Regions from separate parts of the Homo sapiens genome. Here region 1 is linked to region 2. A link is a loop called in an ENCODE intact Hi-C map of the cell type or tissue named here. Cell type or tissue: adrenal gland. All regions are shown on one strand. Links, peaks and the distances in the headings refer to the core of each region. The heading gives the core; the rest is flanking DNA. Region 1 overlaps PIGF (phosphatidylinositol glycan anchor biosynthesis class F). Region 2 overlaps RHOQ (ras homolog family member Q).

What was found. Hi-C counts contacts between places; a loop is a spot of excess contacts. Peaks named below come from ENCODE experiments on the same cell type or tissue, not always from the same donor. Only the 100,000 strongest peaks of a DNase experiment are listed, where the experiment ranks them.
Region 1: it touches region 2 in a loop (2.1-fold over the local background); 67 of 110 quality-filtered maps call a loop at or near these places.

What each region holds. Positions count from the first base shown.
Region 1 is chr2:46,600,382-46,603,307 of GRCh38, forward strand. All of the region lies in intron 4 of PIGF (phosphatidylinositol glycan anchor biosynthesis class F), which reads right to left. LOC124906003 (a long non-coding RNA gene) reads left to right here. Exons shown (of 2, transcript XR_007086307.1): 2 at 213-2,926. Among named protein-coding and RNA genes, the nearest start is that of PIGF, 15 kb to the right of the region's middle. In adrenal gland, for the core only: a CTCF peak has its summit at 1,194 (motif pointing left); no DNase peak of the experiment used is centred there.
Region 2 is chr2:46,553,433-46,556,358 of GRCh38, forward strand. The region is part of intron 2 of RHOQ (ras homolog family member Q); the gene reads left to right. Among named protein-coding and RNA genes, the nearest start is that of ATP6V1E2, 12 kb to the left of the region's middle. In adrenal gland, for the core only: no CTCF peak of the experiment used is centred there; no DNase peak of the experiment used is centred there; H3K27ac peaks cover 2,001 bases.

The DNA.
Region 1 (2,926 bases), core at 181-2,680, 47 kb after region 2:
GTATACAAAATTATATGGAACAAAGATATACCTAACAACATTATTTATTATCATGAAAATTTGATATTAAACCTTAATAGGAAATTAGTTAAATAAATCATGGTACATGGAATACTTGTAATGATGATTAATTGCTCAACATTCATCTCAACCCTGATGATGAGACTAATTAATTAACTATTGATGATCCCATTCTGTTTCTCAATGATTAGGAAAACTCAAGGAAGAGAAACTGCTGCCATCCCACTACCAGCCTGAGGATAATAACAAGGAGAATCAGTAAGAAGCACAACCATACCATGACTATCTGTGTCTAGAACCATCCAATTTCCGTTATGTGACATAATCAGTTTCCTTATTATTCAAACCAATATAAGCTGAAGTTTTATGTTACTTATAGAGATACAGTAGCTAAGAATACTATGTAAGAAGAGGTAGATTATACACACACACAGATAACGATGTTCATAACACATTAGTGGGAAAAAAGTTATAAAGCCATGACTAGTTTAACTATTTTGTTTTAAAATTATATATATATAATTAATACAAAATTCGAAGAACATATAAAATCTGCTAGTTGTTCATTGCTTCCATGATAGCATTACTAGGATCTTTAACTTTCTATATTTTTCTGTTTGAATTTTTACTACAAACATTTATATACATTATTTTGTAATAAATAAGATAAAAAGAATAAAATAGGTAAATTCCTTTCTATTAACTAATTTCTAGCATCACTGACATTGATGTACTCTCATTTTGTAAGTTTCCATAATAAAGCTATTTGAATTCTACGGTTATTGGCTAATTTTTTCAAAGTTAAGGAATATATGCACAGTCAATAGGGCTCAGAATAAATAAATGGCTCCCCTGTGAACAAACTTAAAAAGTGACTACAGCAATGTTACAGGCCAGCCTTCATGACACTGTGCTCCAACTATTTGTCCAAATTATTTGACTCCACTGGAATTCATTACATCAAATATTAATTGAAGTAAACAGGCCATTTTGAGTGCCTACTACGTGCCAGACACTGTATCAGACACCTGAGGGTAGTTCATAGTAAACACTCATGGTTTAAATACACTGTCATCAAAATAGTGTTTGTTTAAATAGATTTAATTTTTTGAACTGCTAGTCTCTTCATCTAAAAAAGAGACACTGTACAACTCCTCCTAGTGGCTAAAGGTATTTTACAAAATTCTAATATAAATGTTTTCCTTCCCCACTGAATATTAAAACAAATGCCTCTTTGCCACTAAATTTTTTGCCCACATTTATACTAAATTATCTACTTTTTATATGAGTAAATCTTTGGTCACTCACTATATTTTCACTCTTAGTGTCCACAGTGGTTGCTTCAATATAAAATCTATTTCAATACAAAGATGACAAAAAGAGGCCTATTATCTTTGTCTACACAAATAGGTCTTATTGAATGTTTTCACCTCGGCTAGATCACTACTCTTGGCAAGATTTTTGTTTAGTACTATTCAGGAATCTATTTAGTTCACCAAAAGTGATCAACTTCTAACTTAAACATTCAAATAACAGCATAAAAGAACTGATATGTCAAAAAACAAGTTTCAATGAACTATATGGGTGTATAGTAGTCAGATTATTACTTTCCTTTATAAGAAAGTCTGCAAATGAAAAAAAAAATAATTTTAATGCCAATGCAATAACTGAATTAAATTAGTACAAACTGAGTATATTATTTAATAAGTATACCAATAAGAAGCTGGCAGAATATTTTAAGAAACCAAATGACCTTGTCTACTTCCAAGTTTCTTTATAATAGTATTCTTTTGTTTTGTTTTCCTGGAGTAACTTAACATTTACTGTAAGGAGAAATCCTGTTAAAATAGTGTCTTTTAGTTATGTATAAAATCCCAATAGTATCAGAATTGATCCTTAACTTGTAGGATGTAGTTCCTATACAGTTCACAAGCTCAAAGCTTTGTTGTTCTCTGTCGTCACATGACTATCATGTGTTCAACATAAGTTTTCTACAAACATGCAAATAAATACATTAAAAACTAGTATATAAACTTATTTCACTTAAAAATATTATACAACATTTATATTGATTCAACACTAATTGAGATATCATGCCAATTCAAAATTAGCCTGTTCACACTGAACATCTGAATTATTCACATTTTAATAATACTAAAAGGGCTGTCTTTAAGTTAAAAAAAATACACACAAAACTCTACTGTGTTTTACATATTAAAATACAGGATGAATGATAAAAATATTTAAAGCTCTAAAATCTTCAGTTGACACTTCAAGGTATTTTAAATACTTTTTATTAATTAGAACTACAGCATAAGAACTTCAAATTGAAATTTTAATTTCTGTTCTAAATTATTATTGAGTAGGAAAAAGCATGTACTATTCATGTATTTTGTACAATCTCCTTGAATAATAATAGAATTCTTTGAAATTAAAGTTGTGACTCAGGAAGTCCTAGCTAGAGCAATCAGATGAGAGAAAAAAATAAAGGGCATCCAAATTGGAAAGAAAGAAGTCAAATTATCCTTGTTTGCAGATGATATAATCGTGTATTTGGAAAAACCTAAAGACTACCAAAAACTATTAGAACTGATAAACAAATTGAATAAAGTTGCAGGATACAAAATCAACATACAAAAATCAGTAGCATTTCTATATGCCAACAGCAAATAATCTGAAAAAGAAATAAAAAAGTAATCCCATTTATAACAGCTACAAATAAAATTAAATATCTATGAATTAACTTCACCAAAGAAGTGAAATATATCTACAATGAAAACTATAAAACACTGATGAAAGAAATTGAAGAGGACACAAAAAATGGAAAGATATTTCATGTTTGTGAACTGGAAGAATCAATATTGTTAAAATGTCCATACTACCCAAAGCAATCCACAGATTCAAT
Region 2 (2,926 bases), core at 194-2,693:
GAGAATAGGGTATCCATCCCCTCAAGCAGTTACTCTTTGTGCTACAAACAATCCAATTACAGTCTTTGAGTTATTTTTAAATGTACAGTTGCATTATTATTGACTATAGTCACCCTGTTGTGCCATCAAATAGTGTCATGTCTTTTTCGAACTTTTTTTTTTTTTTGAGACAGAGTCTCGCTCTATCGCCCAGGCTGGAGTGCAGTGGCACGGTCTTGGCTCACTCAACCTCCACCTCCTGGGTTCAAGCAATTCTCCTGTCTCAGCCTCCCAAGTAGCTGGGACTACAGGTGCCCGCCACCATGCCCAGCTAATTTTGGTATTTTAGTAGAGACAGGGTTTCACCATATTGGCCAGGCTGGTCCCGAACTTCTGACCTTGTGATCCGCCCACTTCAGCCTCCCAAAGTGCTGGGATTACAGGCGTGAGCCACCGTGCCTGGCCCTAACTATTTTTTTGTACCCATTAACCATCCCTACCTCCCGCCAAACCCCCAACTACACATCCCAGCCTCTGGTACCCATCCTTCTACTCCCTATGTCCATGAGTTCAATTGTTTTGATTTTTAAGATCCTACAAATAAGTGAGAATACGTGATGTTTGTCTTTCTGTTGCTGGCTTATTTTACTTAATCATCTCCAGTTCTATCCATGTTGTTGCAAATGACAGGATCTCATTGTGTGTGTGTGTTTTTTTTTTTTAATTTATAAATTTTTAAACCCCCAGCCCCACAAAACACACCCCCATATACCCTCATTTCTAGTTCTTTACACATGGTTGAGATTATCCGTAATTACTGGAATGAATTGAATGATTCAGCCATGGGTGCTCCCTATCCAGTTCACCTGGTGGAGAAGGGCCGCAGTGCTATCAGGAGAAAAAAAATGGAAGCAGAATTTTTTGTGGGGTGCCTTGGCTCCATTAGTGTGCTATGTGGCCTAGGGCTGTGCGCCCAGTAGGCTCTGCAGGTATTTCTTGATGCGGCCTAAACACCAAGCTATTTCTCTCCCGCATATTAAGGGGCTCGATAGACAGGACGCCTGGACAGGGCTCTGTTCATTGTGGCTGAGGTTAGCACTCCTCTGGGTGGTGACAGACCCTGTCCCTGAGAAGGATGGCAGCTTGGTTTGTGCTAAATTAGTTCCAAAGCATCAGATGGGCAATGACGTCCTTTCTGTGTTAACATTCCCCAGGCGGGTCACAAGGAGTGGCTGAAGGGAGAGGAAGGGCTGTGTTACTCAAACACCCATCTTGCCAGTAATTACTTCTTTCCTGGCTGACCTCTGCTTTCTGTGCAAGTGTTCTCCCCTCCCTTTATTCTCCTGCGCCTGCTCTTTTACATTTTTTTCTTTCTTTCTTTTTTTTTTTTTTTCAAATTTGTTCCAATCTAGAAAACCCATCCTCTTTCAAATGGCATAATGGTTGGGATTATAAATGAGTTGGCTCAAAGTGTGCCCCCTCTAGGAGCAGCCACTGAGAGAGCATTTAATTTTGAGCATCCAGTTCAATTAAAATTCCATTTAATCCAGCTTACTTTTCACAGAGTTGTCTTCCCCAGTGAGCTGATTACCTGGAGGTGTTTCCACCAGCCTCCTTGGCCCTGGAGGAATGGGGAAGGGACTGGACACGAGGAGGGACAGAGCAGGCAGATGGGGGCTCTGCTTCCTTCGGACAGGGACTTCGTCCAACAGGCGAGAGCTTTGGGTATTCATCCACTGCAGAAAGTGAGAAGTCCAACTGAGGCTGAGGCACCCCATGACCTCCTCACCTCTGACTCCGGCCCTCTAGTGGTCGAGTCCCTCCTTAGAATTTCCACTAAGTGAATTGTCTCCAGGCTGCACTCTAGCATTTGGTTTTATTCATGTGTAAATCTTTGCTCCCCATGCAGATTGTAAACTCTTCCCCTTGCCGTCCCTGCAGGACTGCACGTAGCACATAGCACTTTGCACAAGTGTTGGGGGCCCCAGTAGGAACTAGGTGTGTGTTAAATTTAGGGGAGTCTGGTGGTAAGATTATTATGGAAAGAACCTTTCCCATCACTTTATATCATATCCATATTGGCTTTCCTATCAGCTCATTTGAGAGGAAATTCTGACCTGTCTGGACATTATTGAGTGGCTTTAAAGCAGGTTATAGGTGGCGATTTGAATACATTGACCATTTAAGCAAAGTGGGACTCATTTCTGGACTCACAGAGCTCATTAAGCAGACAGGCTGCCAGGTCTGTTTGGATGAAATACTGGCTATGCGCATGTACTGTTCTCCAGCAAGTCTAGACCTGTAGGAGTCCTTCACTGGGCTTTATGTCAGGTGTGCTTCCAGAGTGGCCTGTGGCCCTCTGTGATAAGTCGGTAGGAGGGGGACATGGTGAGGATGCTGACCTGCTCACTTGTGTCTTGACTGGGAGACCGGAATGCCTCCTGTTGTCTGAACAAGCTAGTATGGAAGTAGCATCTAGGCAAGCTGGTGTTAAGACGCAAGTAATTACTCAGAGAAATTGCTGGTGTGTCAAACTGCTTGATATGTAAGTTTCCTCCTCTTTCCTTTGTTTTATTTTTTGAGGCATAATTCAGAGAACACTTTCATCACCCCAGAACGAAACCCCATACCCACCGACAGTCACTCCCCACCATTCCTCCTCCCCCGTCTCCTGGCAACCACTAATCTGTCTTTCTGTTTCTATGGATTTACCTATTCTGGACATTTCATATTAATGGAATCCTGCAATGTTTGCCCTTTGTGTCTGGCTTCTTTCACTTAGCATAACGTTTTCTAAGGTTCATCCATGTTGTAGAAGGTATCAACATTCCATTCCTTTTTATGGCTCTGTGATCTTTCTCTTTCCATTTTATTCCTGCCCCCGCTCTTTTTCAGTTGTTCTTCCATGGCCATTCTTTCCCGGGCTCTGGGGACTATTTTCAGGGTT